3 separate regions of the Homo sapiens genome follow, and regions 1 and 2 are each linked to region 3. Evidence: chromatin loops called from intact Hi-C (ENCODE). Cell type or tissue: PC-3. All regions are shown on one strand.

Region 1 (8,000 bases), 340 kb before region 3:
CTGGGCTCAAAGAATCCACCCTCCTTGGCTTCCTGAAGTACTGGGATTTCAGATATGAGTCACCACGCCTGGCCAACCAGTGAGTCTCGTCAGTCCTTCTGGTGCATTGCTGAATTAAACGCAAAGAAAAAAGAAAATATAAATGGCCAGGCATGGTGGCTCACGCCTGTAATCCCAGCACTTTGGGAGGTGGAGGCGGGCAGATCACGAGGTCAGGAGGTTGAGACCATCCTGGCTAACACGGTGAAACCCCGTCTCTACTAAAAATACAACAACAACAACAACAACAAAATTAGCCGGGCGTGGCGGCGTGCGCCTGTTGTCCCAGCTGCTGGGGAGGCTGAGACAGGAGAATGGCGTGAACCCAGGAGGCAGAGCCTGCAGTGAGCCGAGATCGCGCCACTGCACTCCAGACTGGGTGACAGAGCAAGACTCCATCTCAAAAAAAAAAAAGAAAAAGAAAAAGAAAATATAAATGAACCCAAATCCCTTCATCTAGAGATAACCATTTGGCTAGATGTAAAAATAGGTTTTGACCAGCCAAATTTTCTGAAAGTCCTTCTAAATTGTTAGGAAGCAAACAAACCTGCCAATTTTATTGATTATAAAAAGTTGCATTGTGGAGTACGGATTAAGTTTTATGGAAATCCCATATTAAGACTTAAAAAAAGGCCAGGCGCGGTGGCTCACACCTGTAATCCCAGCACTTTGGGAAGCCAAGGCGGGTGGATCACGAGGTCAGGAGATCGAGACCATCCTGGCTAACACGGTGAAACCCCGTCTGTACTAAAAATACAAAAAATTACCCGGGCATGGTGGGCGGGCACCTGTAGTCCCAGCTACTTTGGAGGCTGAGGCAGGAGAATGGCGTGAACCCAGTGCGTCCAGAATTGGTTCCTTCCCATGGGTTCTCGGTCTCGCTGACTTCAAGAATGAAGCCACAGACCCTCGTGGTGAGTGTTACAGTTCTTAAAGATGGTGTGTCCGGAGTTTGTTCCTTCAGATGTTCAGATGTGTCTGGAATTTCTTCTTTCTGGTGGGTTTGTGGTCTTGCTGACTTCAGGAGTGAAGCCGCAGACCTTTGCAGACCTTCACAGTGAGTGTTAACAGCTCACAATGGTAGTGCAGACCTAAAGGGTGAGCAGCAACAAAATTTATTGTGAAGAACGAAAAGAACAAAGCTTCCACAGCGTGGAAGGGAAGCCGAGAGGGTTGCCACTGCCGGCTTGGGTGGCCAGCTTTTATTCCCTTATTTGGCCATGCCCACATCCTGCTGATTGGTCCATTTTACAGAGTGCTGATTGGTCCATTTTAGAGTGCTGATTGGTGCATTTACAATCCTTTAGCTAGACACAGAGCGCCGATTGGTGCATTTACAATCCTTTAGTTAGACACAAACGTTCTCCATGTCCCCACCCGACCCAGAAGCTCAGCTGGCTTCACCTCTTACCAAGAGGCAGAGCTTGCTGTGAACCGAGATCACACCACTGCACTCCAGCCTGGGTGACAGAGTGACTCCGTCTCAAAAAAAAAAAAAAAAAGACTTAAAAAATAACTTTATTGTTTTAAATGACTGCCAAGATGTACTGAAGTTGCCTTTGTGGCATAATAATGCTTTCGTTGATGATTTTGTCCTCAATTTGGAATTTGGAACCCTTTTTTTTTTCGCTCTACACCTTCAGAGAAACTTCTCTAGTAAAAAAAAAAAAAAAACTATAGAAATGATCCCTAAAAGTACAGTCTTGGAACCCAACTTTTAAATTTGATTGATTCCTATGGGAAGAGATAGGACACTTTAGAAGAAATGTGTGATATACATTTATAATATACCCCAGGAATAGGTTGTAGTGAAAAACAGAGGCTGCCTGTCTCTGTACCTGAGAGTTTTGGGAGAGAAATGTGGGGGAGGAAAGTGAACTAAACTAGCTAGCTTTCCTCACTTTGTAAATTACCCTTCTGTGACAGCTTCCCACAATAATTTTAGTAACTACTAACTTTTATTGACTACCTACTCTGAGTGAGATACTATTCTAAGTGCATATGTTTTCTTGTTTAATCTTTACAACAGCCTATTCAGCAAATACTACTATTTTCTTTTTTTTCTTTTTTTGAGACAGGGTCTCACTTTGTCGCCCAGGCTGGAGTGCTGTAGCACAAAAACGGCTCACTGCAGCCTCCACCTCCTGGGCTCAAGTGGTTCTCCTGTCTCAGTCTCCTGAGTAGCTGGGACTACAGGCATGTGCCACCATGCCCGGCTAATTTTTGTATTTTTTGTAGAGACGGGGTTTCGCCATGTTGCCCAGGCAGGTCTCGAATTCCTGAGCTCAAGCGATCCGCCTGCCTCAGCCTCCCAAAGTGTTGGGATTACAGGTGTGAGCCACTGCACCTGGCCAAATACTACCATTTTCTCCCTTACACAAATGAAGAAACCAAGATTAAACATGATTAAGTAAAAGTTCATGAAACTAGTAAGTGGGGTGGGGCTGGGACTTAAACTGGAACCCAGAAGGTCAACTGCTATACATCAGGTCCCTTGATAGTTATTTAAATATGATGTCACTGACACAAAATAGGTTTTGGAGTTGGGTTTTGTATCAGTTAGGGTTCTCCAGAGAAACTGAACACATAGGGATACACACACACACTCAGATTTATTTTAAGGAATTGACTAACCCAGTTGTGCAAACTGGTAAGTCTGGAATCTGCAGAGCAGGCCAGCTTGCCAGAAATTCAGGGAAGAGTTAGTGTTGCCATCTTAAATTCAAAATCTGCCCTCTGGAAACTCAGGTAGGGCTTCTATATTTCAGTCTTGAGGCAGAATGGATTTTTTTCCAGGAAACCTCAGTCTTTGTTCTTAAGGCCTTCAACTTAGTGGATGAAGCCAACCCACATTATGAAGGGTAATTTGCTTTACTCAGAGTCTACTGATTTAAATATTCATCACATCTAAAACAATATCTTCAGCCAGGCGCTGTGGCTCATGCCTGTAATCCCAGCACTTTGGGAGGCCAAGGCAGGTATATCACGAGGTCAAGAGATCCAGACCATCCTGGCCAATGGGGTGAAACCCCGTCTCTACTAAAAATACAAAAATTAGCTAGGCATGGTGGCGTGCGCCTGTAGTCCCAGCTACTGAGGAGGTTGAGGCACGAGAATCTCTTGAACCTGGAAGGCAGAGGTTGCAATGAGCCGAGATCACGCCATTGCACTCCAGCCTGGCGACAGAGCGAGACTCCATCTCAAAACAAACAAACAAACAACAACAACAACAACAAAAAACAAATGGGCTGGACTTGGTGGCTAACACCTGTAATCCCAGCACTTTGGGAGGCCAAGGTGGGCAGATCACGAGGTCAAGAGATCGAGACCATCCTGGCCAACATGGTGAAACCCCGTCTCTACTAAAAATACAAAAAAAAAAAAAAAAAAAAAAAAATTTAGCCGGATATGATGGCACACGCCTGTAGACCCAGCTACTCGGGAGGCTGAGGCAGGAGAATTGCTTGAATCCAGGAGGTGGAAGTTGCAATGAGCTGAGATCATGCCACTGCACCCCAGCCTGGCGACAGAGTGAGACTCCGTCTCAAAAAAACAAAAAGCAAACAAACAAAAAAACAGTATATTCCCAGCAACATCTAGACTAGTGTTTGACCAAATGACTGGGCACCCTAGCCTGGCCATGTTGACGCATAAAATTAGCCATCACGGATTTCATTTTTCTTCTTGGAAGAGAAAGGGGAGGATGAATCCTCAAATGTGATTCACTCAAGACTGATAATAACCCCAAGATGAGCCTGCCGCAAGTGAAAAACCAGTCCTCATGGGTTGGCAATCCTTTAGCCACAGCCATGCAAGTGTAGCATTGGCCAGAAGAGGGCACTGCCTCCTACTCGTATGACTATGTACATGGAAACCAATAGGATGGATGGAGATTTGGATGCTACTTTCAATTAATTACCTTTTTTTTTTTTTTTTTTTTTGAGATGGAATTTCACTCTTGTCGCCCAGGCTGGAGTGCAATGATGCAATCTTGGCTCACTGCAACCTCTGCCTCCCAGGTTCAAGCAATTATCCTGCTTCAGCCTCCCGAGTAGCTGGAATTACAGGCATGCACCACCATGCCCAGCTAATTTTGTATTTTAGCTCGGACGAGGTTTCTCCATGTTAGCTAGGCTGGTCTCAAACTCCCGACCGCAGTTGATCCGCCTGCCTCGGCCTAATTATTATTTTTTACAGCCTCTGATTTAGCTTAGTACAACCTTTGATAGAATAAACGCCTGTGAAATTTTAGTATCACTGTGAGACCAAAGCACCTCATTGGCAATACTTAACATTTATGTTCAATAATGCAAGAAGGGCAGGGCACAGTGGCTCACACCTGTAATCCATGCACTTTGAGAGGCCAAGATGGGAGGATTGCTTGAGCCCAGGAGTTCGAGACCAGCCTGAGCAACATAGTGAGACCCCATCTTTTAAAAAAAGTTAAACATAATAATAAGAAGACATGGAATGATTTTATCCTTTGGCTTTCCTAGTGTGCTATATCTGGTCCAACAAGGCAGAGCCCAGTTTTTCCACATCAGGCAAACACAGGCTGATGCTGGGGGAAGGAGGAAGTTGGGGTATTTAGAGATTGAGAGAAGAAACTGGGAGGAACCCTAGACCTCCAGATAGCTGAGGAATCTTGTGACAAAATAGAGAGGACAGGTTTAGAAGGTTGCACTTTGTGTTGTGATTTGAGAGAATAATACTGCAGGCCCCTCTGGCAAAACAACGCTGCCTACCAGAGCAGTTCATCTAATCTGTGGATTCTTAATTGGAGGAGGGAATTCACATAAGTATAGTTATTCTTTAGTTCTCATTAATCATTAAAATCTCCCTCCTCCTCTGCTTCTGTTTTAATGACAGCCTACATTTGTGCAGTGCGAGTCTTTGTGGAAGGTTGTCCCATCCCACAAGGAACAGAGCAGGTACTAATTATTTCCAATTTACAGTTGAGGAGACACAGAGGGTAGGTGGTTTGCTTTGGCTTCCCTGTAAGCCAACCCTGGGAGGGGACCAGAAGCCTGGGGCCTGATTTTAGCCTTGTGTTCTTTCTCCTATCAAAAACATGTTCCTAACTCTCATACACTGCGATTTCCGGTGTCCACCAACTGACTGTATGCCTACACTGTGACACAGAAGTTCTACTTTTAGGAATCTGGCCAACAGAAATGCATGCACACGAGCACCAAAAGACAGGTACAAGATAGTTCATAATTTGTAATAGCCCAAACTGAAGAAAACCTCAAATTCCATCCACATAGAATGGATAAATACATGGTATATTTATATAATGGAATGCCATATAGTAATGAGAATAACAAGATCTATGTGCAATGTGAATAAATTCTACAAATACATTATATATAAAGTTCAAAAGCAGGCAAAATTAATATAAAGTTTTAGAATTTACACTTTGGGAGGCCGAGGTGGGTGGATCACCTGAGGTCAGGAGTTCAAGACCAGCCTGGCCAACATGGCAAAACCCCATCTCTACTAACAATACAAAAATTAGCCGGACATGGTGGCATGTGCCAATAGTCCTAGCTACTCGGGAGGCTGAGGCAGGAGAATCGCTTGAACCCAGGAGGCAGAGGTTGCAGTGAGCCGAGATCATGCCACTGCACTCCAGCCTGGGCGACAGAGCAAGACTTCATCTCAAAAAAAAAAAAAAATGTTTAGAATGTAGGTGAGTGTTTATAACCCACAGGACTAGTAACTGGGAGGGGAATGAGGGTGTTGGCTAGGGTGCCGCTAGTGTTCTACTTCTTGGCTTATGTAATGAGTTCAGTTTGTAAAAATTCACGAAGCTGTACACTGACGAGGTGTGCTCTTTGATGCATATATGTTACACTTCAATAAAAAGTTGTTTTAAATCCTGATTTGTTTACACAAATTACTTTTACATGAGCCGACTTTAATACTACCAAAACTTAGCTCATCCCTGCTTAAAGGTGCAGCAGGCTTATTTACTCTTATGCTCTGACAGAGAGCACACCAGCATTCCCCGAAGACTTTCTGAAGGGTTGTGAGAGCAGCTCAACATCTGCCATTGCATTTTGAGTGCAAGAATACATTTCAGGAGAGCTGCCACACAGGAAGTTCATCCTCTGCCTTTAATACTACAAACATATGCTCTTTCTGTGTGTCCAGAAAGTAAGGAAGAAGACAGTTTCTAAGTGGGCAGGCCAGATGCAGCAAACATCTCACACAAATGGCAAAGCTCAGAACTCACTACAGTCTCGACCTCCTGTGCTCTTGAATAGCTGGGACTACGGGTGCATGCCACCACACCTGGCTAAGTTGTAAACTTTTTTGTAGACACAAGGTCGCACTATGTTGCCCAGGCTGGTCTTGAACTCCTGGGCTCAAGCAGTCCTTCCATGTCGGCCGCCCAAAGTGTTGGGATTACAGGTGTGAGCCATCGCACCTGGCCCATATCCCACTTTTAACAGCCAATGGCACTAGTACTGTTTTCAGGAAAAGCAAGAAAGCCAACTCCTGCATCCTAATGGTGCAGATGGCACCTCCAGAGAAGACAGAGATGAGAAACGGAGCAGCAAACTAAAGCTGCTCAAAACTCCATGGCAGGCCGCGGTGAAGTCATAAATGGAACCAGATTTCCTGTTTCCCTAAGTACACCTGCTTCTCATTAGCTCTTACTGCTTTTTGCAGGACCAGCAGGCTTGAAAATATTAAAGGACAAAAGTACAACATATTCCTTCAGGGATTGGCTGTCTCTGTTCATGGCTACACACCACACATACACATAAAAAAAACACACATACACACACATATACACACATGTGCACACATACACCCACACACGTACACACGTACACACATATACACACACGCACACACGCACATATATGTAGACATTCACACACACACACACACACGCATGCACACATACCCACATAATACACACACATGCATATATACACAAAACATACACACATACACACACATACACACTGCTGGCTTGGACTGCTACTGCCACTTGAGCTCCTTGTATCCTCTATCTCACTGATTCTCTCCCATCCCACGAACAAAAGAGTAAAAATCCTGAAAAACATTGCTAGAAATCCACTTGCACACTTTCTCCAGCTAGATTGCTTTCGGAGGAGTTGACGCTCTTCCTCCCAGCGGACAGAGGGACACAGGATATGTGTCTGTAATTTTTGCACCTCTCCATGATGGGGCAGGGGGCAGTTTTCAGAACTCTGGCAGGCTGTGCCACAGGTGTGTCTTCAACCACACGTGCAGGATCATAGTGTGGGAACTGAGGCAGGCTGCTGTTCTGCCAGAGTCTAAAGGAGTCCTGGGGGCAGCAGAGATAGCTTGGAGTCTGCTTGCTTAATTGGGGCCCAACATCAGGAATTTTCTGCAGTGGCAATACTCAAAGCCAGGTAGATGGCACAAAGACATATACAAAGGTGTTCATTATAGCATTGTCATCAAAGAGAAAAAGAGAAACGACGAAAACATCCAGCAACAGGAAGTGTTAAATTATATATAATCAGCTGGGTGCGGTGGCTCACGCCTGTAATCCCAGCACCTTAGGAGGCTGAGGCAGGTGGATCACTTGAGGTCAGGAGTTCGAGACCAACCTGGCCAACATGGTGAAACCCCGTCTCTACTAAAATACAAAAATTAGCTGGGCATGGTGGCATGCGCCTGTAGTCCCAACTACTCCGGAGGCTGAGGCAGGAGGAGAATCACTTGAACCCGTGAGGTGGAGGTTGCAGTGAGCTGAGATCACAACACTGACCTCCAGCTTGGGCAACAGAGTGAGATTCTGTCTCAAAAAAAAAAATTATATATAATCATATACCATGGATTATCACACAGCCATGAAAAGAAATGAGGCAGCTCTATATTAACCACCATGGAAAGAAGTTTATGCTATGTTGTTAATGATAAAAGCAAGTTGGAGAAAACTACATATAGCATGA
Region 2 (8,000 bases), 74 kb before region 3:
TGGGTTCCTGCCTGCCACAGCTTTAATCGGGCAATCCATAAGAAAGCAAAAGGGACTGAAGCTGAAGAGGAATACTAAAGTCCATGTGAGAGGCAACAAAAGGACCGGTTTCTAAAGCTGCAAAACACCTAGATACACCGTTCAAATGAGCGTAGCCCCCTGAGTCATCACTCTAGAAGAATCTGTACATCATCAGGACTGCATTGCTCAGGCATTTTCTAAACTCTAAATTTACGAGCTGTACAAAAAAATTGGTCTTGTTGTTTATAGTGGCATCTCATGTTTGAACCCGGGTGGTATCCCACAGTTGGATTCAGTTGGCTGTGAATAACTGCCTGTTTTCCTAAATCAAACCCATCCTCAAAGGATGAAGACTCACCACCATCCAGGACATTCAGAAGAGTTCACTGCAGATGCTGCAGGTAGTCCTCAAAAATGGGTTCCAGAAATGTTTTGAGCACTGGCAACATATTTGAAATAAGTGAATATTGTCCTGTGAAAAGAATAGCAGGACTTTTAGATGAAAAGTATTCTTAAAAAGAAAAGTCAGGCACCCCACCTTAGACCTCGTATGCTTGATCCTGTGAGATTGATGTTTGTGGCTGGAGGTGGATTTCATGCCCTGTGGTGTTTACAGTGTATATAATGGTTGTGTTTTCATGGGGCTATGAAAGTGCACGTTAAACCTGAGCGCCTTTACCTTTAGATGAGTGCTTTGGCCCCTCTGTGAATAGCACGATTAAAATCCAGTTGTATATAATGGACAGCTAACGGAACAATATAATCACCACAATGCAGCTAGGATAGTGTTGCGGCTATAATTTTGTGTTTTTTTTTTTTAATTGTCTAGTCTTAAATTTGTACATCTTGTATAAAATATGAATGTTTCCCAAATAAACTATGAATGTTTCCTGTATAATATATGAATGTTTCTGAGAAGAAACTCTAAATAGTTGAAAGGCTAACCTGCTCAAAGGATACCAAATAATGGTTTAACTGGACAACCTGAAAATTAGCATAGAAAACAATCCTTTGTTATATTTTAGTGATCCACAAGATTGAGAAAATATTATATAGTTAGATAATAACATTCTTGTCTACTTTATCCTGTCTGGTTACAAAATTTTTTAAAACTTAAATAAAAACATGCATCTTAAATGGAACCCAAGTTTTGCAAAGATTTTTTCTCCTGTTTTGATACAATGTTGAAGAAGGTTCTTGTGAATTGAATCATAAGAATTTTTTAAATTGTTTTGAATTGTTGGAGATAAAGTGTTTTTTTCTGCCACGGAAGAGGCCATCTTCACTTAACATTGAAGTTTAAATTTTTGCAACCTGTCAGTTCTTCCGTTTGTTGTCTGTTCACAACCATTGTATTTCCTGTTCGAGTGACGTATTATCTAGGAGATTCTTACAGCTTATCTAGGCGTCATCATTTGGGAGTCACTAAGGATCTATTCAAGCCTGTAGCTGCTTAGTGCTTGGTGGGGTTGGGAGGTGTTGGACCCCAGAAAGCTGCTGTGGGTGGAAGATCTAAAAACTAGGCTGGCTTGAAATCGAGTACCCACCAAAAAGCCTTGAGACCAGTGTCGGCTGCAGGCTGTGGAGAAGGATGGTACGTGCTCTAGGGGAGGCGCTGTGCTGGGCTGATGTGCTTGGTGACATGGTAGGCTGCAGCCTCCAGGCTCATCAGATTTGTCTGTGACACGGGATCAAGAGGAGGCTGAGAATAGCTTTTCCTTCAAGAGTGTTTTTCCTTATGACTCACCCAGGTGAGGCATGTTGGAAAATGCTTCTAAATCCTAGCTGTCCCCTTGGTTGAGGTTTCCAGTGTTTGTCCTACTCCCCTTGTATTTGCTGTAAACTGGCCATCTCAGTAGTGCCTTCTTAATTGGTTTGTTATGATTCATAATTTAGGTTTAAAGGAGATCAACATAAAGGACCTAGAGTACAGCTTGCCTGTAGACGTCAGCTATGGCTGACATTGACTATGGCTCTACACTGGCCCAGCCTGGACACTGGATAAACAACTCTCTTGGTTGGTTTTCACAGATCAGCCACTCTTGATCTGGTTTTCATGTGGGACACAAAGCTGTGACTGCGTGAGGGGTTAAAGTGACCAAGAGCAGAGGGCACAGTAAGTATGTCCCAGCCCCAGTTGGCATGCAGTACTTGGGTCCCTCAGAAATCGCCGGTTATCTGTTTTGAACTATGTGGCAGGACCTGGTTCCCGGTGCTGTCTGCATGAAAGGTGGAGGATTAGCAGGTGGCATCAGAGGACACCCCCTCCCAGGGCTTCATTTCTAGGCAAGTGTAGCTTTCCTCTTAGGTGAAAGATGCTGTTCTTCAGGGCCCCCTAGTGCCAAGCTGGTGAAAACAGCAGGCTTTTAAAATGTCTCCAGTAGTGTGCCGCACTACCTGCTTTCCTGCATTGCTGTAGGATCACAGAATTCAAGAAAGGACATGATAGTGTGTCAGTGTGGGCACCAGCACCCTAGCCTCTCCCCACTGCACCCCTGCCCCCACCAAAAAAGAGAAAACCTCCCCCCTCAGCTTTTCTTCAGGGACTCAGTACACCTGGCTTAGTTTTTTTCTCTCCTACCTCCTACTTCAAGCCCTTACTTGATCATCTGAAGCAAAAACCAGAACCAGGGAAACTAGAGGAGGAGTCAGGGAGCTGCTGCTCCTATTCCTGGAGTGGTTCACCTCTCCCCTGCCCAGTGGATGGTCCAGACCCAAGGAAGGAGTGAATTGAAAGCTAAGGAGGGGCTCAGGTAAGAGTAACATTTGCTTTTTTAGGCTCTCTTAAATGACTCCAGGTTAAAACAGACATACGAGAGGACTGTTCAAACCCTAAGCACGTTGGTGGCTCTGTGCTTAGGAGATACCTCTTTTGGAACCCAACCCTATGCCCCTGCTTGGCTGGGTGCCTTTCAGCGCCCTCTGCACATCTGCCACCACATGCCCCTCTTCTTGTCTGTCACCGTATCTTTGGCCCTCCCCATCTGTAGGTTCTGCATCGCAGATTCAACCAGCCTCAGATTTAAAATACTCAGAAAAAAACATTGTGTTTGTACTGAACATACACACTTTTTTTCTTGTCATTATTCCCTAAACAATACAAGCATAACAACTGTTTACATTAGGTATTATAAGCAATCTAGAGGTGATTTAAAGTAGATGGGAGGCTATGCATTGGTTATATGCAAATACTAAGCCATTTTCCATCAGAGACTTGAGCATCTGCAGATACCGAGGGACCACTGTGGAGCTTGCCCACCCACTGCACTCAACTCAGAGGGCATCGCCCACAGTGCCTCACACAACACACTCTGTAAAATGTGTGCATTCCTCTCGAGTGACCATTTTAATGTGAGGAGTGCCTCCAGGACCTGACTGCTCTGGGCCATACCATAATTTTCTGTTTAGTATGAGAAACCTGACAGGGAGGTAAAGGGGTCTTGGAGGACCTTGTCCTCTGGCCATAGCTGGTCTCATGGGAGCATCCTTGGTGGAAACTCCCACTGCAGCTATGTGGGGTTTGCTCGGTACCTCTCATTGTGCATCTGGTATAACCTCAGTTCTGTTAGCACCAGTAGTAGCTCCCCTAGCAGCAGGCTCTGAGCCGGTGGTTATGTTATGACCTAGAGGTTCCCTTCCTGGGCTTTGTCCAATCACCGCTTCTAACTTGGACTTGTCAGTACCTTCGTGCCAACCTTTTTGGACCAGCTTGGGGCACTGTTTTTATGTGAGTGTTCCCAGGTATTTTCCATAGCTCCGTTCCTTCTTCACTCAGCAGACTGGCTGTTTGTCCTCCTTTATCTACAGCCTGATACAAAAACATGAAATTAGCCTGCACACTGCGAGCCCTTCTTTTGTGTACACCACCGACTAAACCAATGAGAGCTGATGTTATCTAGCTGTATGTCGGGTATGCCTCGTTTAAAGGCATTCTCTACTGTGCAGTGTCTGACACTTGGGGAATCTGATTGTTTCTGGGGTTGGTTTGTTTGTTTTGAGATGGAGTCTTGCTCTGTCGCCCAGACTGGAGTGCGGTGGTGCGATCTCAGCTCACTGCAACCTCAGCCTGCTGGGTTCAAGTGATTCTTCTGCCTTAGCCTCCCGAGTAGCTGGGACTACAGGCATGCGCCACCACGTGGGCCCAGCTGATTTTTTTATTTTTTTATTTTTACTAGAGATGGGGTTTCACCATATTGGCCAGGCTGGTCTTGAACTCCTGACCTTGTGATCTGCCCACCTCAGCCTCCCAAAGTGCTGGGATTACAGGCGTGAGCCACCGTGCCTGGCTGTTTCTGTTTTTTTGAGATGGGGGTCTCTCGCTTAGGCTGGAGTGCAGTGGCATGATCTCGACTCATTGCAGCTTCAACCTCTTGGGCTCAAGTGATTCTCCTGCCTCAGTCTTCCGAGTAGCTGCAACTACAGCTGCATGTCACTATGCCTGGCTAATTTTTGTATTTTTTTGTGGAGACAGTTTTGCCACGTTGCCCAGGCTGGGAATCTGATTGCTTTTATCCCCGTTTTTCCTCAAAAAAGCTAGTGTTGCAATCTTTGTGAGTTGGTCAAGGTACCTGTGTGGGAGATGTGCAGTCTCAACTGACATACATGTCATTTCCTGCCTGTCATTTGTGGCCATAGCTGATGTTTGCACAACCTCTTGGGAAGAGCAAACATTGGTGGTTATAAACCCTTGGGTAACATCCAGTGCATTTATACCAAACTGATGTGAGGAAAAGCACAGTAAGGTAGCATCACCATTCCAGGTGGTTGGTTTGACCTTAACAGTTTTAGGGGAGCAGAGCCAGTGTCTGGGAAGAACTGAAATGGAAGCAGAGATGGCAGTCCCTTATGTGGCAGCAGCCCATGTAAGAGGTGATGTTCCTCTATCTGCAAAGCAGAACAAAACCTTTTACCCTTTCTCCCAGAGGCCCCCTCAGCCAAGCATCCTTCAGTGAGCAGAGAACAGGCCTCAGAACAAACTCCTTTTGGGACCCCCCTCTCATTCTTTTTGAATTAAGGTGGACTTTTCCTTTACATACTGGTACTGAAGTCTCAGATCTGTTTATTAAGAAGTATGAAGGGCTCATGCCTGTAATCCGAGCACTTTAGGAGGCCAAGGTGGAAAAATCATTAAGCTCAGGAGTTTGAGACCAGGCTGGGTAGGAAAGTGAGACTCTGTCGTTGTACAAAAAATAAATGAGTGAGGCATGGTGGCACACACCTGTAGCCCCTGCTATTCAGGAGGCTGATGCAGGAGGACAGCTTGAGCCTAGGAAGTTGGCTGCAGTGAGCCATGATTGCATCACTGCACTGCAGCTTGGGTGACCCTGTCTCAAAAAATATGAAGATGTTGATAAAGTTCTTAAAAAACTAAAAATCAATTAGTTAAATAAAAAATAAAAAATCAATTAGTTGCCAAACATGAGTAAAATGGAAAGCAAGGTTGTATTTAATTGTATCTGTTCCCTCTCCACTGTGAGGCTGGATAATCTATTTGCATAACTTGAGTGTTTGCAGTCTGGTTCAAGGGTAGGGTTGGAGCCAGGCCTGGCCCACCCACCCTTCCCTATTCTGGGACCGAACTGTTGGCCTTCACTCTGCCCTTCCTCACCAATCCTCCCCTATACAGACAACGCAGCATGATTCTGCTACAGGGTGTGTGGCCTGTCTTGAGCAATACCCTTTCTCTACCAGCCCTTATTTTCTCTCCTAAGCAGAGATGACTTGGCTGCCCTAGTGCCTAAGCTGGGACCTCTCGTGAACTTTTCCTTTTCCACGGCCAGTGGTCTTGGCTTTAGGCCCCTCAGATTTCTAAGTCTGTGCTCCATGCAGGGTCTTGAAAGGAAACTGCTGCACACTTGAAATGAGTAAATTCAAGGATTTATTATAAGGGTGTAGATATAGGGACAAGCCCTTCCCAGTATTTGCAGGGCCCATGGCAGGAACACAGAGAGCCCTCCTGCAGCACATCCCCTCCAGCATCCTCCCACCCTCTGTACTGAGCCACGCCTCAGCCACTTCTCAGGACGAAGGGATCTGTCTGGAGGACAAAGCTGGGGAAGGGCTGGAGGTCCTGAGGTTCTGGGAACCTAGGTAATGGTTTATAAGGAGAACAAAGATTCTGGAACAGTGCCTGCCCCCTTGATCCTTCAAACTCCTTGCCCATGAAGAGGCGCAGGGCAGGAAGGCCAAAGGATTGGCCCTACTAATGTGCAGGAGCTGGTGCAGAGGCCCCAGCTGCCTGGTTGGGGGTAGTAGTGGGTGGGGTAGTAGTGGGCAGGGTAGTGGCTGCACATTAGAATCAACTGTGGAGCTTTTAAAATTCTCAATGCTCAGGGCACACCCTAGACCTATTAAATCAACCACTGGGGGTGGGAGCTCCCAGGTGATTCCAGTTGCAGGTGGGGTTGAGAACTACTGACACGTGTAATAGAACCACGGGGTGATTGTGGTTGGGATGATGGTTCCCAGGTCTGGTGGAAGGAGGAGGGTGGTTGCTGGGATGGGAAGGAGGGAGGAAGGAACAAAGACATGGCAGGGAAGGAGCCAGGGAATGAACACCTTGAGCCTCAAAGGGCCTGGAGACCACCGATGCACCACTCCCAGCATAGTCTCTCTGGCAGTGAGCAGGATGAAGGGGAGGGAGTGGACCTAGAGGGGCAAATGTGAACCAGAAACAGCCTTCTGTGGGACATTTCAAGCAGGGAGAGAGTCACTATTTTGTCAGAACAAGCCTCCCCCCAGCTCTTCTTCAGCTTCCCAAAGGCCAGTGCAAAATTTCCTTCCTTCTCCATGCCTGTGGAAGAAGGAAACCTATTTCCTAAAACTTGATGATCCCTAGGAGGCCCTAAATGCACACCTGGGAAGCTGTTCACCAGGCTCTAGATAAAATTCGTTCCATCCAACAGTTCCAGACCACTGCAATAAAGCAAGTCATGAATTTTCTGGTGCATATACAAGTTATGTTTATGTGATACTGTACTAAGTGTACAATAGCATTATGTCTAAAAAACAATGTACATTAAGGAATGCTTTATTGCTTAAAACATGCTAACAATCAGCTGTGAGTCATAATCTTTGCTGGTGTATGGTTTGCCTCAATATTGATAGCTGACGACTGATCAGAGTTGGTGGCTGCAGAAGGTTGGGTGGCTATGGCAATTTAAGACAACAATGAAGTTTGCTGTATCGATTAACTCTTCCTTTCACGAAAGATTTCTCTGTAGCATGTGATGCTGTTTGATAGCATTTTACCCCCATTATAACTTACTTCAAAATCTCAAACCTCTCTGTTGTCATTTCAATGATGTTTGTAGCATCTTTATCAGGAATAGATTTCATTTCAGTTTCTGCCAGTAATCTCAGCACTTTGGGAGGCCACGGTGGGAGGGCTGCTTGAGCCCAGGAGTTCAAGACCAGGCTGGGCAACATAGGGAGACCTTGTGCCTACAAAAAAAAAAAAAAAAAAAATGGTGTGGTAGTGTATGCCAATAGTCCCAACTAGTTGAGGCGCTGAGGTGAGAGGATCACTTGGGCCCAGGACGTCGAGGCTGCAGTGAGCCATGATCATTGCTACTGCACTCCAGCCTGGATGAGAGTGAGGAAAAAAATAATTTTTTTTTTTGAGTTGGAGTCTCGCTCTGTCTCCCAGGCTGGAGTGCAGTGGTGCGATCTCAGCTCACTGCAGCCTCCACCTCCTGGGTTCAAGAGATTCTCTTGCCTCAGCCTCCCAAGTAGCTGGGACTACAGGTGCGCACCACCATGCCTGGCTAATTTTTGTATTTTTAGTAGAGACGGGGTTTTACCATGTTGGCCAGGCTGGTCTTGAACTCCTGATCTCAGGTGATCTGCCCGCCTCGGCCTCCCAAAGTGCTGGGATGACAGGCATGAGCCACCACGCCCAGCCAAAAGAAACACTTTCTTTTGCTCATCCATAAGAAGCAACTCCTTATCCATTCAAGTTTTATTATGAGATTGCAGCA
Region 3 (8,000 bases):
ACAATTAGAGAGGCCTCATGTTAAAAATTCAAATCTTCTAAGAGGTGTTTTTAATGTTCCCAGTGTCAAGAATACACACTCTGGAGTTGTAATCCATAACCTGAGGCTGACAGCCGAATGGAGAGGATGAGGGGGAGGCAAGAATGAGACTAGAAATAGAAAGTTGTGGGAATACAAAGCAAGCTTCCTGGCCAGATTAAAAAAAAAAAAAGAAAAGAAAAGAAAAGATGACTGAGATCATAAAACTGTCCCAGGAGGAAGATAGAACAGGGATGGGCCCACTCCGTCTGATGTATTCTCACTGCGCCTTACTGGCAACCCTTCCAGAAGCTGGTAGTAATAACAAGGGGCACCTATTCTAGACTTAGATCTGCTCTGCAAGGAAGATGCTGGTGAAAAAGAAATGAATGGACACTTGGGAAGAACCACACACATCATTTTCGAGCCCTGAATGGCCAGAAGGGAATGCTAAGTCTAATGTAGACACAACCTTAGAGTTCGGGCAGAGCTCTTGCAGATGTACACTAAGCCGATTCAGAGAAAGATAGGCTGGAGGCTCGTGACTTGAGAGTCTGGAAGATAAGACAACTTAAGCACTGGGAGACTCTTAGAAACAGGCTTTATTAGGAAATCTGCAAATTATGCCAAGATTGAAGGAAGAAAGATACCTAAAGAGGCAACATGTCTTACATGGGGGAATGGGAGGACTTTATAGGGAGCTCAGATTTTTAAAAAATGGGGTATATTTAGGCATTCAATAGCATACAGTGAAAAAACTGAAGAAAAAAGAAAACATAATCAAGAGAAAAATAAACATGTCAAAAGAAAAATAAGCATATCATAAAAGCTGAATCTCAGAATGAATGAAAATATTTTAGAAGAAAAAGGAATTTTTAACTTCCATTCAGATCATATCTGAAAGGAAAGCTAACAAATGTTAGGGAAAGCACAGCAATATGATCCCTATCTACTCTATTGACGGGATAATCATTCGATGGCCAAGAGAAGATAAGGCGTTGGAATGAAAGAACTTCAGTTCCAGCTTGGCCAAGAGAATTTAAGAGCATCTGTGATTAACCCAGGCCAAGTGCCCTAGCCCAGGTGTATATCTTGGTGAGTCAAGGGGTTTGGTGTCCATGAGTCACCCTCCATCCCTGCTCTCTGAGGGCCTGGGATGGGAGAGCCACCAAAACGGCTGGGGGCGGGGGAGGAGCACTAGCTGTTGAGACGGGAAGTCTGAAGTCAGGAAGGCTAGAGATATTCCCTAGGAAAAGGAATATACTACAGGCAACATTGTGTTGCGGGCTGCAGCTATATACACACACACACACACACACAGATAGGGGACAAACTAGTTAGGATTGCTTTTTTTTTTTTTTTTTTGAGACGGAGTCTGGCTGTGGCCCGGGCTGGAGTGCAGTGGCGCGATCTCTCACTGCAAGCTCCGTCTCCCGGGTTCACGCCATTCTCCTGCCTCAGCCTCCCAGGATTGCTTTCATAGAACGTGCTACAGCATTCTTTTTTCATCTTCTCCCCAATCCATTCTCCCCTCACCAGCTGTCAAGCCCCTTCCTACCGGCCTAGTCCATTTCACATGCCTTATCTTTTTTTTTTTTTTTTTTTTTTTTTTTTGAGACGGAGTCTCGCTCTGTCGCCCAGGCTGGAGTCCAGTGGCGCGAGGTCGGCTCACTGCAAGCTCCACCTCCTGGGTTCTGGCCATTCTTCTGCCTCAGCCTCCCGAGTAGCTGGGACTACAGGCGCCCGCTGCCACGCCCGGCTAATTTTTTGTATTTTTAGTAGAGACAGGGTTTCACCGTGTTAGCCAGGATGGTCTCGATCTCCTGACCTCGTGATCCGCCTGCCTCGGCCTCCCAACACATGCCTTATCTTGCCAGTGTCATTGCCAAGCTACGTTTGTATGCTTACAAATCTGTAGATTACTGGATCTCAATGTGTGGGCCTCTGACCAGTAGCACTGTCATCACCTTTGAGCTTTTTAGAAACACAAATTCTAGCAAAATCTCTGGTGAAGAAACCCAGCCAGAGATGTGTGCTTTAATAAGCTAAGTGATTGCTAAGCAATGTAAGTTTAAGAACCATGGTTTCAAAAGACTGGGCACATGTGGTAACCTATGAGAACTCAGGCATAGCATCTTAATCTTTTCACTATTGTGTCCCCCGCCTTTTTTTTTTTAATCACAATTTCTCTGAAAGATACTTTACGTAAGCAACCCATAATGTAACTTAAATATCTTGGTAAATTCAAAGTTCAAGCTATATAACCGTCATACCTACTGAACTGCTGATGGGTTAGCACCAAACCTTCCAGCCTGATGGGAAATCTCACATCACAGCTTCCAACCATGTTCTGAATTTTAAAATCGAGGAATCTGGCAGGGAACCCAAGCTTCTGCACCACACGAGCATATTTTCTTGCTGCAAGTCGAGACTGCTCTTCACTGGGGAGGGGCAAATATGTTTAAAGATGTCTTAATCGCTACATCCTCTCAACTACTGGTGTTGTATTGGATTGTTACCATTTGTACCACGTTTATCTTTCAATGTATACTATGAAGCTGTAGGCTTTGTGAGGAGGACTTACTTCCCATACTTTCGTCCCTAGCACCTTATAAAAGGTCTTGTAAAATTGTACAGCTGTTGAACAGAATCATAAATTTTTGTCTTCATTTGTCACCTTTCATATATGAAGTACTTTTACTTTTACTTGGGTGTTATTTGCTAAAACGATTCCAAGGATTCGCAAAGTGTGTCCCCAGACCAGCAGCTTCACCTGGGAACTTGTTAGAAATGCAAAGTCCCAGGTTCCACCTCAGACATGCAGAAACTCTGGGGGTGGGGCCGAGCAATCTGTCTTTTAACAAGCCCTCTAGGTAACTGTGCTGCTCACTGCAGTTTGGGAACCATTCATCCAGTCTCAAAGTATGTCCCATTTAGAAGAGAACAATGGCTGGGCACAGTGGCTCACGCCTGTAATCCCAGCACTTTGGGAGGCTGAGGCAGGCAGCTCACCTGAGGACAGTAGCTCGAGACCGGCCTGGCCAACATGATGAAACGCTGTCTCTACTAAAAATACAAAAAAATTAGCTGGACATGGTGGCGGGCACCTGTAATCCCAGCTACTCAGGAGGCTGAGGCAGGAGAATCACTTGAACCTGGGAGGCAGAGGTTGCAGTGAGCTGAGATCGCGCCATTGCACTCCAGCCTAGGCAACAAGAGTGAAACTCCGTCTCAAAAAAAAAAAAAAAAAAAAAAAGAAAACAACAAGAAAAAATAAGGACACATGCATACAAAAAAAAATCGCATATAAGGAGGTAAGATATGTGCTGATTGAGTGGCACAGACAAGGTATCAGTTCTTGAGTCTTTATTGGACACACTGTCCAAAACAACCACATGAAAATACCTCAAAACCCCCCTTGTTTTGCTCGGCTTTCTCACCCAATCTTCAATTCAATTCAAACTCAACACAAGAAGGACAGGAATTTGTCCTACTCTGTGGCTATGTCCTTTAAGTGTCTGTCCTGCTGCACCCCTAAATTCATAGCAGAGCCTGTGGAGTCCTGAGAGGTGAGGCTTCATTTCTCCTTAGGTATTTTTCAACTGTTAGTGACAAAACAAAACAGTAGGTAGCAACACCTGCAGGGTGAATCAGGTGAATTCCACCCCCCTCATGGGTTTGGCCCTATTTTTAGGCTGTAAATCAGAAACACCTGAAAGAAAAGCCAGTTTGAACTTGTTTGCCTGGACTAAAGCAAGTGTTTGATTCTCTTATCCAGATCCTTCACCAACACTGCCCCCTCTTGGGTATTCGTTACTACATACATGTGTCACCTCATTTAATGTTGATTCTCCTCACCCACTTTAAAAAAAAAAAAAAAAAAAAAAAAAGAGATTGGGTTTTTGCTCTGTTACCCAGGCTGGAGTGCAGTGGCATGATCATAGCTCACTGCAGCCTTGAACTTCTGGCCTTAAGTGATCCTCCTGCCTCAGCCTCCTAAGTAGCCTGCAGGGGCATGCACCACCACACCTGCCTAAATTTTTATAGAGACAGGGTCTTGCTGTCTTGCCCAGGCTGGGCTCAAACTCCAGGACTCAAGTGACCCTCCCAACCTCAGCCTCCCCAAGTACTGAGGTTACAGGTGTGAGCCACTGCACATGGCCATCTGTTGATCTGGTATCTACTCACTAGATTGACTACAGCTGCACAGCACTGCCCTTGGCTCTCTTCACCCACTTCTCACTCTTGAAATGTCCTTAGCAAGGCCATGTCCCCAGGTTAGCAGTAAAATAAACTGTTTCCATTTTGAACTACATTTTGCCTAACTAATCTATTACATTTCCCGTAATGTAAATAAGTTCAAATTTGTTCAAGTTTGCATAGTCCTGTAGTTTCTTGGGATATCAGCTGTGATATTCTAAGGACACAGAAGTTTCTATTGAAACAACTAATAGTTGAAAGTCTATATACATGTTCATTGTACAAACATTAGAAAGTAGTTTAAAAATCTTAAAATCTCACCCATACTGGTGTTAACTACCTAAATTTGATCTTCTGCACTTTTCCTACGCAAACACAGGTATCCCTCATACTCTTGCTGTTACAACAAAAGAGAATAGGTTTGGATAAAATGTGGAGATAATACTGGCACCTCTTATTAACTAAATTCTCACAACTCACTATCCAAAACTTCAAAACCAAATATATTTGGATAAAAAGTATCTCTTATTATCTGAACTCATTATCCAAACTTTCACTATCAGATTTTAGGAATAAATTCAGATAAGAAAAGACACTCATGAATGTGTGTAATATGTGTAACATGAGCATATTTTACAATGAAAGTTGGATAACAAACACCATTTAGCTGCTTACTTCTCCCTCTGCAATCCAACTTAATACAATGTGACCATCCTTTCAGCTCAGTATGTGTACTATATGGCTAATACAATTTTACTTTATGACTTCAAATTGAAACCCTATTATTAATTAGGTTTTCCCTGTTCTATTGCTGAAATGAACATTATTACAGACATCTTGCACAACTGTCCAATAATCACTTTAAAATGGAGATTCCTGGGATCAACATAAGAGAAAGTCCAGCAATGTACTCAGACACATGTGAAGAACTTAATATGTAAAAACAGATTGGGGGAAATGTAGTAACAATGGATCCTTCAATAAATGTATCTGAGTACCGACTGATCATTTGGGAAAAATAATTATCTTACATTGAAACAAAATTCTAGATCTGCTCTGTCCAATTAATATAAATTCAGTCCCTCAGTTGTATTAGCTGTATTTCAAGTGCTCAGTAGCCACATCTGACTAGTGGCTATATCATTGCATTAAACAGTGCAGATATAGAACATTTCCATCTAGAGAAAGCTCTAAGTGAATCAAAATACCAGCTATCCTTTTCCTATCACAAAGCAGGACCTGAAAAAGACCAAAAAATATATGAAAGTCAATATTTGTATAATACTGTGCACAAATGCCTTAAGGGCAAAGCCAAATGTAGAAAACAAAGAAAAAAATGGGATAAAATGAGTATACCCTTCAAAATTTGTGTTTTTTAAAAAACCCACCATAGGCCAGATGTAGTAGCTCACGCCTGTAATCCCAGCACTTTGGGAGACCAAGGTGGGAGGACTACTTGAGCCCAGGAGTTCGAGACCAGCCTGGGCAATATGGGGAAACCCCCGTCTCTACAAAAAAAAAAAAAAAAAATTAGCCAGGCCTGGTGGTGCATACCTGTGGTCCCAGCTACTTAAGAGGCCGAGCTGGAAGGATGGCTCCAGCCCGGGAGGTGGAGGTTGCAGTGAGCCCAGATCACACCACTGCACTCCATCCTGGATAACACAGTGAGACCGTGTCTCAGAAAAAAAAAAACAACAAATAAACAAACAACAAAAAAAACACCATAAAATACCATAAACAGTAATCTGAGAAAAAATATTTACAGTATAAAATGGTGAAAATAGTTAACAAAACAAAAACAAAAGATAAATCTCTCCATAGATAACTGAGCAAATGACATAGCAATTTCTGCACTTCTAAAAAGTTATTTAATCTCACTAGTAAATCAAAGAAATGTAAAACAATGTAACTTTTTGTCAATCAATTTAGCAAATATAAAAAGAATATCGACACCCAGTGTCCACAGGATAAAATGAACACTTAGTACATTTATAGAGCGAGAAATTGGCACAACTTTTCAGGAGGAGAATTTGCTTCTTATCTTTTAACACCTACAGGAGAAAACAGGCTCTGCCACTACAGAGTTATGGTGAAAGAATACCCATCAACACAGGGCTTCCTCTGCGTGAGATCCAGGAGAGATGAGATTTTTAAGGGATGCCTCCTGAGCTAATGCAAGCTAATGCTCAAGGAATGTCTAATTGAGCTCCTTTAGAAAGTTCTATCCATTTATCTGCAATGAGGAAAATCCACAATAACTACTTCCCCAGACTTATAACACACTTCATCATTACTGTAACTTAAAAAAAATTCACCTTAGAAACAAGTTGTAGCAGCGCAGTTAAGTCCCCTCGGTTTAATAGGGGAAACTGTAAAATGGGGATATGTCAGTATTTTATTATTTTTTTTAATAGAGACAGGGTCTTGCTCTGTAACTCAGACTGGACTGCAGTGGTATGATCATAGCTCATTGCAGCCTCAAACTCATGGGCTCAGGTGATCCTCCCACCTCAGCTTCCCAAGTAGCTAGGACTAGAGGCATGCACCACCACATCCAGCTACTTTTTAGATTTCTCTTTTTTTTTTTTTTTTTTTTTTTAACAGAGATGGAGTCTCACTGTGTTGCCCAGGCTGGTCTCAAACTCCTGGGCTCAAGCGATCCTCCTGCTTAGGCCTCCCAAAGTGCTGGGATTACAGATGTGAGCCACCATGCCTGGCCCAAGTCAGTATTTATAGGAGTGTTTTTAACCCAAAATGTGGCATTTCATTGAATAAAGTCTTCAGCAAAGAAAGGCATTTTGCTTCTACTATGTGCTTTAGCACATTAATTCTATGCTTCCTTGTTTTACATACTAAATTGTTTCTCTGGTAGGGGTGGAGGGATGATTCCTCATACCTTTTGGCTCCCGTGCAGACCATCTTCCCAGAGCTAAATATAAGGGCTGTTGTCCTGGGCTCTCGGATCCTCATTATGACAGCAGCAAACCTCTATACCCAGAAACCAAAAGAGAATTAGCCTCTGCTAGGAGTTAACATTATCCCAGTTGAAAAAGCCGAGCTGAATATGAAAATCTCAAACAGATTGGATGGGAAAACTAAATGTCTGGGTCTTTTCTCCCTACATTAAGGTTAACAAAAATAATGATGATTCTAAAATGTACTTATTAACAGGTAAAAATAATATCAGTAACTCTTAAATTTGAATGCCTGTTATGTTTCAGTTCCTATTTATTCTCATGATAGGATGAACTTGTGTTTATTATCCTCATTTAGTGCTCAGGGAAAACAAGTAGCAATATAACCTCCAATATTACACAGGAAGTGGTAAAGTTAAGATTCAAAACCCACACTAATCAGATTCTCTGCTTTTTACTTTGACACACTTCCTTTTTCTTTTGAAGAATCTTTTGGGAAAAAAATAAGTATGTTAAAGGCTCACCAAGACTTCAGAATGTACTGAAAAATGACCAAAATGCAGAAGAGTCTGTATGATAGGCATGCTAAAGATGAATGACAGAAAGTTGATGTCAAGGTTCTTGCCTCTTATAGTTCTCAAAGTGTCATTCAAGACCAGCAGCATCAGCAAGCCCTGCAGGTGAGGCTGACACTCGTGAGGGTAGGGAACCTCTGGCCTGCCACATGGACGTGTCATCAAATGGCCTGCTCCTACACAGATAGTCTCTTCACCCCAACTCCTCTCCCCGGTTAAGCTAGGAAGGAAACTGGGGTGGGTGCTAGCTTAAGGGCCAAGCCAGAATTTCTCTGGGTGTCAAGCACAAGTT

The links. A loop is a pair of places that touch in the nucleus more often than their neighbours do. Peaks named below come from ENCODE experiments on the same cell type or tissue, not always from the same donor. Only the 100,000 strongest peaks of a DNase experiment are listed, where the experiment ranks them.
Region 1: a loop joins it to region 3, with 4 times the contacts of the local background. A loop is called at or near these places in 13 of 110 quality-filtered maps.
Region 2: it touches region 3 in a loop (8-fold over the local background); 8 of 110 quality-filtered maps call a loop at or near these places.

What each region holds. Positions count from the first base shown.
Region 1 is chr14:55,085,878-55,093,877 of GRCh38, forward strand. LOC124903318 (a long non-coding RNA gene) reads right to left here. Exons shown (of 3, transcript XR_007064178.1): 3 at 1-1,130. Among named protein-coding and RNA genes, the nearest start is that of MAPK1IP1L, 38 kb to the left of the region's middle. In PC-3, a CTCF peak has its summit at 3,854 (motif pointing right); a DNase peak (open chromatin) is centred at 3,844; H3K4me3 peaks cover 419 bases.
Region 2 is chr14:55,352,449-55,360,448 of GRCh38, forward strand. It overlaps FBXO34 (F-box protein 34), which reads left to right. Exons shown (of 2, transcript NM_017943.4): 2 at 1-1,163. The coding sequence ends at 78. Among named protein-coding and RNA genes, the nearest start is that of ATG14, 55 kb to the right of the region's middle. RefSeq lists an enhancer at 2,095-2,184. In PC-3, CTCF peaks have their summits at 1,595 and 2,347 (motif pointing left); DNase peaks (open chromatin) are centred at 1,813, 2,333 and 4,653; H3K27ac peaks cover 6,231 bases.
Region 3 is chr14:55,426,516-55,434,515 of GRCh38, forward strand. TBPL2 (TATA-box binding protein like 2) reads right to left here. Exons shown (of 7, transcript NM_199047.3): 4 at 7,115-7,206; 5 at 2,292-2,459. It also overlaps a transcript of FBXO34 not described here. Among named protein-coding and RNA genes, the nearest start is that of TBPL2, 10 kb to the right of the region's middle. In PC-3, a CTCF peak has its summit at 3,813 (motif pointing left); DNase peaks (open chromatin) are centred at 1,096 and 3,796; H3K4me3 peaks cover 527 bases; H3K27ac peaks cover 2,284 bases.